Linked DNA regions of Homo sapiens: region 2 is linked to region 1. Evidence: chromatin contacts called from ENCODE POLR2A ChIA-PET data. All regions are on one chromosome and are shown on one strand. The core of a region is the stretch at or near the end of the contact, and the rest is flanking DNA. Distances in the headings are between cores, read along the strand shown. Region 1 overlaps RUSC2 (RUN and SH3 domain containing 2). Region 2 holds the start of CA9 (carbonic anhydrase 9).

Region 1 (4,098 bases), core at 477-2,976:
GGTCAATATGCATTTTTTTTAACCTGCAAAAATGCCCATTTCATAAGGTTAAACTTAATGTTATTATTTCCCAGGGGCCCAGAGGTTTTACAAAAATTGTCCATGTTTTTATAATTGGGGAGTGGCTGAGCTGAGTTTCATACCCAGGTGTGTTTGGTACCACAGTAACTGTGCTCTTTTGCTTGATGTATAAAAGAGGGACGGGAGGAGGAAGGAAAAACAAAACAAAACAGAAAACAAAGTATAACTCATGGTATGATCCCATTTTTATTTAAAAAAAATGCATACACATCTTCTTTTTGATCATCTGTATTTTCTGGCAATAAGTGGGATGATGGGACTCTTTTGGGCCATCTGGGATCCTCACAGGCCTGAAAGCCTGGACCTCATGAAACATCAGCACAGGAGACATGAGGGACTACCCACTTACAGCCTCAAAGAGAACAGCTACCTGTACTGGGAGAACAGGTATCTAATGAGTGCCCACTAAATGCCTAATACCTTAATTCAGAGAAGAAATAAAAGCTACAGGCATGCATAGGGCAAATTATAATTCATTGAGAAAGCTAAATGTTGTTTTAAAAGATTCAAATTATATTCAAAGTTCTAAAATGCCTTATATTAGCTTGAGAAAATTATGAAAATAAAAACAAAAAATTAGATGAAAATATTCTTGAAACTTGTGCTTGCCCCTTTCATGAGAAACTTGTAAAAGAAGAGTTATACCTGAAGAGATTTTCCTATTTTTTTTTTCTTTTTTTGAGATGGAAGTCTCGTTCTGTCGCCCAGGCTGGAGTGCAGTGGCGCGATCTTGGCTCACTGCAACCTCCGCCTCCCGGGTTCATGCCATTCTCCTGCCTCATCCTCCCGAGTAGCTGGGACTACAGGCGCCAGCCACCACGCCCAGCTAATCTTTTGTATTTTTTAGTAGAGACGGGGTTTCACCTTGTTAGCCAGGATGGTCTCAATCTCCTGACCTCATGATCCGCCTGCCTCGGCCTCCCAAAGTGCTAAGATTACAGGCGTGAGCCACCGCGCCCGGCCGAGATTTTCCTATATTTTTATCTTGAATTAGCACATTAGTTTACAGGTAGATAACATAAACCTGATATATATCTTTTAGGAGAGTTAAAAATAGAAGAATTACAAAAAGCACTAAGGATTATAAAGCAAGAAAGTATATTATAACCATTTATATACACTTTCTATTTCCTTCTTGATTGCATGCTAAGGACAGAGGCTATCTTCATCTTTGTAGTCACTGAACCTAGCCTAAAGTCTGGCATGGGGTAGATGATTAAAATGTTTACTGAGTTGAACTAAGTTCGAGGAACTGAAATCTTCACCAAATAAACTGGAAACATTTCTTCAGAGCAGAATTTGGCTCATTACAGATGTGGACATATTTACACATACTTAGTTCTAGTCCTCCTTTTTGGGATGTGGGGTACTGAAATGGATCTAGGGAATCCAGTGATGGGCTTCTGGAATATGCAGGGGGAGTATCCTTGCGACAGCTCCTCTCTTCATACCATACTCATACTCAAGTATGAGTTTCCTTCATATCTGGCAATGCGCTCCCTCTACTGCCAGTGGGAGCCACAGCAGGGGACCAAGAACAGCAGGTTCCAGACAGAATGACAGACATCCTGCCCTCCTTTTCTCCCCCTTTAACCTCACAGTCTTCAACTCTGTCCTATTAGCTGCTTCCAATAGGGACTGCTGAGTAGCTAGGAAAGAATGCAGGATATGTTTCAAAAGTCCAGCACTAGCTGAGGGCAGTGCTATAAAGTTACACTAAAAAGGGCAGTCTATAAAGTTACATAAGACCCAGCTCTGCTCGCTGGGAGCTTTTCCAACTCCATCTGAAGAGACTCCTCAAGCTGTTTGGAGTTTCAGGAAAAGTGTTTGGAATTTCCTGCTTGGCCAACCTATACTGGAGCTATCTCTGGGTAGATGTTGGGAGGTTCCAGCAGAAAAAGTAGTAACTCTGTGCTCCCATTGTCGGCTGCTTCCCCACTGGGTTCAGTGGGGACAGCAAATAGCATAGTCCATTTATAGTCAAAATCTCAGAATAAGAACAAGCCCTTTGCCAAAAACACAGCCCATCTGGCATCAAGCCCTAGGGGCCCACCCAAAGGAGGCAGGACCTGGGAAATCTAACAGCCCAACCCAGTAATACACAACAGTGCTCTAGAAGAGTTTCCTTCTCTGCTTTGGGCAAACGTTTGAAGGAATCTGCGGCCCTGAGAACCTTAAATGCCAAAGTCTCACCCAAGGACTAAAGGAATTACTCAATAAATCTTAACTGAGTACCTCCAAAGTGCCAGACACTGTAGTGTGTGAAAGAAAAAAACCTGATGCCTGCCTTCATGGAGTTTATAGTTCACCCAGGGAGACTAAACAAATAAATAACTATGACTGTATACTCGATTAAGTAGGCCTTTGGAATGTGCTGCATTCAAAGGAAAGATAGTTAAATCATGAAAGCCAGCTCCATCCAGGGAGGCCAATTAGCATATTTATTAATCAGGGTCCAGTTTACACTGTATTGGCAATTAAAATTATCTGTTTTCTCTTTAAAAATTTTTATTGTAGAGACGGGGTCTCACTATGTTGGCAAAGCTGGTCTTGAACTCCCGGGCTCAAGCAATCCTCCCACCTCGGCCTCCCAAAGTTCTGGAATTACAGGTGTGAGCCACCATATGCCCAGCCAATTACTTATGCCTGAATTGAAAACTCTTGAAAAGTCACCGGAATCTATCAATAACATACTCTTGGTTAAGCTCCACTTTTATTCCCATTCATTTTGTGGGAATTCAGTACCTATTTTTATATTACATATTTTTATTTAAGGCATAGGAACTCACTTCAATTAACAAACTACTGTCCATTACACTGGAGAAATAGAACCCTGATTTGCTCTTTTCAGCATCAGGCCATTCATTTTTGTTTCTTTCTGGTCAATGTAAAGAGCTAAGAAAAGGTAGGTATAGAACTCTGCTCTTCAGGACTAATTCTGTAGCAGCTGGCAAGTTATTTGATTCCCCTCAGCCTCTGTTTCATTTTAAAATGGGGATAATACCTTCCTACAGGGTGGTGGTAGGAGTTACAGAGAAGATATATAAGACATCTAGGACAGGGACTGGTATTTAGGCAGGGCTCAATAAATGACAACTATAATAAATGTGAATCAGGAATCTCCTCTTTTCTTTAACCTGAATCCCTCCTATTGCCTTTTTGAGACTGTACTACCGTTCAATTTACCAGTTTACAACAGGGAACCATGTCATGGTCATAGCCAGTGTTTTCTTTTCAATAGGAATACTACCTCAAATTCTTTAACTTTTCTTCACGGCTTTGTTCTTTGTCCCCCTGTAAGTTGTAAAGTAAAGCAGCTCTAACCTAGGCAACATCTCGGGAAAATATATAGAAAGGAGGTTAGAGTGAATTTATGTTAACTGTAAATCAAGAATTTCCTGCCCAATGAACACGGGTAGGTACAGGTCTACTTGAATTGCTCACTGTCACCAGAACACAGTAGAAGCAAGTCTTCCATGTAAACTCATGGGCTGACAAGATTCTCCTTAAAAGATCTAATTATTTCCAGACATGTACACCATGTGACCCTCCCTAAGTTCCACAGCTTCTGCTTTAGAAAAGTTTCTCTGGACAAGGTGGTGTGCCTCCGGGGCTCAAGTGATCCTCCTGCCTCAGCATCCTGAGTAGCTGGGACTACAGGTATGCACCATCACACTTGGCTAATTTTTAATTTTTTTTTGAAGAGACGAGGGTCTTGAACTCTTAGCTTCAAGTGATCCGGCCTTAGCCTCCCAAAGTGCTGAGATTATAGGTGAGAGCCACTGTGCCCAGCCTCATTCTGATTCTGATTCCTGATATTTTTCTAACTTTTTTTTTTAAAGACTAATTTAGGAATTTCTCTATATCCTTGGTTTTCCAAATTTTCAAGATGAAGGACCCTGGGATAAGTTATGTTGGTGCTATTTGTTATGCTGGGTGCTGAGTGGACTCTTTCAATTTGTAGACTCATATTCTTCAGTTCTGGGAAATGTACTTGTATTCTTTCTGTCTTTTCCT
Region 2 (3,898 bases), core at 497-2,996, 160 kb before region 1:
TGGGCGGCGGGTGGGACGCCCGGGACCAGTGTTCAGGGACGGCTGTAGGGGAGATCCACAGAGCTGGGTTCCCAGATTGGGTCTGTGCAGCGGGTGGGTGTCTCACCTCCATAGCGCCAATGACTCTGGTCATCCCCTGTATAAATGAAAAGGATGAACCGCTCAAGCTTAGAGCCCCAATCCCTTCCTGGCGACCAAAACGATGTCACAAACGCAGATGCCTTACAGGAGCATTACGGGTAACAAATGCCTTAAGCGGGCCAGGTGCAAAGCACAGGAGACCGCACCCAAACTCAACACCGCAGCTGGGTGGGCCAAACAGCAATCCTACCAGCTTGCAATCATTGTCTTAGGGTCTGTAAAAGTGAGTGGCTGCTTCAGGCCAGGCGCTGTGGCTCACGCCTATAATCCCAGCACTTTGGGAGGCCAGGGTGGTTGGATCACCTGAGATCAGGAGTTCGAGACCAGCCTGACCAACATGGCGAAACCCCGTCTCTACTAAAAATACAAAAATTAGCCGGGCGTGGTGGCGCATGCCTGTAATCGCAGCTACTTGGCTAGAGGCTGAGGCAGGAGAATCACTTGAACCCGGGAGGTGGAGGTTGCAGTGAGCCGAGATCGCGCCATTGCACTCCAGCCTGGGCAACAAAAGTGAAAGTTTGTCTCAAAAAAAAAAAAAAAAAAAGTGAGTGGGCACTTCAGTCCTGAGTCCCAAATGAGTGAGTACACCATCTTTCCTTTCTCCCTTCTTTCTTCTCCCCACTCATCCCTCTGCCTTGTATGGTCTCCAACCCCTTTCCCCAAATTCCTGGCTTGGGAGTCAAGAAGCCACGTTTCTCTACCTGCTGTGTCCCTTCTTCCTAGGTCTCAATTTCCTCATTGTAGCCTAAGATGAGATGACTTCTACCAGCTCTTCTTGCTTGTCTCTGGTACCCACTTCACCTCCCAAGCTTTCCTTTTCTCTTCCCCTCAAACTCTCTGACTCTCCTTCTCCACCTATTTTTTTCCTCTGTCTGCACATTTTTTCTCTCATCTGCAGTTCTCATCCCTTTCTCTTCTCCAGCCTCCCCCTTCTCTCCCATCTCATCCAGCTCACCTCTCTCCTTTTGCACCCTTTTTATTTTCTCTCCACATCTGTCCCTTTCTACCTCCGAGAGTGGGGATGGGGATATTGGTATGGGACCTCTGGAAGGGCTTCTGTGGGGAGTACAGTCTCCCCTCCTTCCCTGAGTGAACAGAGCCTAGGCTGGGGTATGGGAGGGGAGTCATGAACCTCCTGGAACCTGGATTTGGAGATTGATGACCACTTACCTTCTTTGTCCCTGTGGGCATTATTCTGGGGTTCTTGAGGATCTCCAGGAGCCTCAACAGTAGGTAGATCCTCTAACTTCAGGGAGCCCTCTTCTTCTGATTTAGGCTTAACTTCAGGTAGATCCTCCTCTCCAGGTAGATCCTCCTCTCCAGGTAGATCCTCCTCTCCGGGTGGATCCTCCTCTCTGGGTGAATCCTCTTCACTGGGCAGATCCTCCTCGCCCAGTGGGTCATCTTCCCCAGAAGAGCCTCCTCCCAAGGGGGAATCCTCCTGCATCCGGGGCAACCTCTGGGGATGGACAGGCACCAGAAGCAGCAGTGACAGCAGCAGTTGCACAGTGAGGCCTGGAGCAGGGGCCGGGATCAACAGAGGGAGCCAGGGGCTGGGGCACAGGGGAGCCATGCGGCTGACTGTGGGGTGTCCCAGCACACGGTGTGTACGGGCTGTACGTGCATTGGAAACGAGAGCTGGGTGGGGGAGGAGCAAGCCTGGAGGGGAGCAGGCTGACTCACAGAGCGCCCTTTTGCAGAGATGGAGCCAAAGTCTCACAGGTTTGTCTGGCCCTGTGCCCTCTCCCCCATACCAAAGCTAGGATGGGGGTGGAGTGAGGGGCAGGTGTGTGCACAGGCAGAAGGTTATCGGGGCCATGGACTCAGCTTGGAACCCAAGGCACCACCTGGCACTATGCAGGCTCTCCCTGGCACCACCCAGCTGCTTGCCAGCCAGCCTCAGCTAACCCTGGCCTGCTTCCCAGCTCCAGGCACAGAAGGGGAAAGGCAGGGGAGCTGGGGCCCCCATGTCCTCTGGCTGAGAGGGAAAGCAGCTCATGTATACATCCCTGACTCCACCAGGAAGCAGGTAAAGAGGTAGGGCAGGCTGCTAGGGGAGCCCGAGGGTGAGTTAAGTAATGGGTATGTGGGAGACAAACTTGAGCTTGAATGAAAAGCAAGTGTATGTGTCAGAGGGGCTCTGATAGGTTTAACCTATATTTATTTTTCAACACATTACTCTCCTGCTCAAAAGCCTTCATTGGCTCCCCACTGCCTGCCACGATATGCACATTGTGTACTTCTGACTTCCAACTTCCTTCAAAACCTTGCCCAAGAGACCTTTCCATCTTGTCTCCTACTACTCTCCCTCATACTCTAGCCAAATTAAACTATTATTTTTTTCTCCAAACCTTTTACCACCTTTGTTAATCTAGTTCTTGCTCCCTGAAATGCTATTTACTATTGCATTCAACAAATATTTATTTAGTACTACCATAGGTCCAGCACTGGGCTATGGACTAGGGACATGGAAATGAATAAGACACGGTCCCTCATTTTGGGAGGCTGAGGTGGGTGGATTGCTTGAGTCCAGGAGTTCGAGACCAGCCCGGGCAACATGGCCAAACCCTGTCTCTACTAGAAATACAAAAAAATTAGCCAGGTGTAATGGCATGTGCCTGTAGTCCCAGCTACTCAGGAGGCTGAAATGGGATGATGGTTTGAGCCGAGGCGGTTGAGGCTGCAGTGAGCTGAGACTGTACCATTGCACTCTGGCCTGGGTGACAGAGCAAGACCCTGTCTCAAAAAAGAAAAACAAAAACAAAAACAAAAAACGCTACCTGCCCTGAGCAGCTCACAATCTAGTGAGTGAGGGCAAACCCTGTCAATATCATCATATTGAGGGAAGAGAGATGAATTCTGCTTTAGAAGATAATATAGAAGTAGGCAAATTTGATCATGTCCTTGAAGAAATACCAGTTCCATTGGTAAAAACAATAGGGAGAATGATATTCTGGGCAAAGGGAAGGCATAAAATATTATGAGCAGGAGAGTGACAGAATCCAGTTCTCATACTAGGTCACGTTGAGGGCTTGAGGGCTAGTATGGAGCACAGATTGCAGGGGAAGACTGGGTGCAAGGAGATGGGGCAGAAGAGTGTGAGGACACCAAGAATGGGCTTAGGCCTCCCAGTTTTTTTCTTTTCTTTTCTTTTTCTTTTCTTTTCTTTCTTTTTTTTTTTTTTTGAGACAGAGTCGCACTCTGCTACCCAGGCTGGAGTGAAGTGGCGCGATCTCGGCCCACTGCAATCTCCACCTCCCAGGTTCAAGCGATTCTCTTGCCTCAGCCTCCTGGGTAGCTGGGACTACAGGCACCTGCCACCACGCCCAGCTAATTTTTGTATTTTTGGTAGAGATTGGGGTTTTGCCATGTTGGCCAGGCTTGTCTTGAACTCCTGACCTCAGGTGATCTGCCCGCCTTGGCCTCCCAAAGTGCTGGGATTACAGGCTGGTTTTTTTTTCTAATTAATTATTTTTAAAATTTATTTTAGAGATGGGATCTCACTGTGTTGCCCAGGCTGGAGGGCGGTGGCTATTTACAGGTGCGACCCTGTTACTGATCAGCATTGAGTTTTGACCTGCTCCAATTTCCACCTGGGTCAGTTCAACCATCCTTAGGCAACCAGGTTGATGCAGAACTTAGTGCAGACACCTGACTGGTATACTACACTACAGCCCAGAAATCCTGGGATCAAGTGATCCTCCTGCCTCAGCCTCCCAAGTAGCTGGGACTACAGGCACACGCCATCACACCTGGC

What was found. ChIA-PET counts read pairs that join two places held with the same protein, here RNA polymerase II (POLR2A).
Region 2: POLR2A ChIA-PET joins it to region 1 with 10 read pairs in AG04450. The contact joins the promoter of CA9 here to the enhancer-like site in region 1. POLR2A ChIA-PET finds 5 or more read pairs at or near these places in 3 of 52 experiments (AG04450, IMR-90 and WTC11).

What each region holds. Positions count from the first base shown.
Region 1 is chr9:35,508,845-35,512,942 of GRCh38, reverse strand. The region is part of intron 1 of RUSC2 (RUN and SH3 domain containing 2); the gene reads right to left. Among named protein-coding and RNA genes, the nearest start is that of RUSC2, 21 kb to the right of the region's middle. Within about 2 kb of position 1,726, at least 27 of the 41 ENCODE cell types and tissues checked have a DNase peak (open chromatin) inside an H3K27ac peak, as active enhancers do.
Region 2 is chr9:35,671,776-35,675,673 of GRCh38, reverse strand. CA9 (carbonic anhydrase 9) reads right to left here and starts at 1,746. Exons shown (of 11, transcript NM_001216.3): 1 at 1,312-1,746; 2 at 107-136. The coding sequence starts at 1,714. It also overlaps the pseudogene RN7SL22P.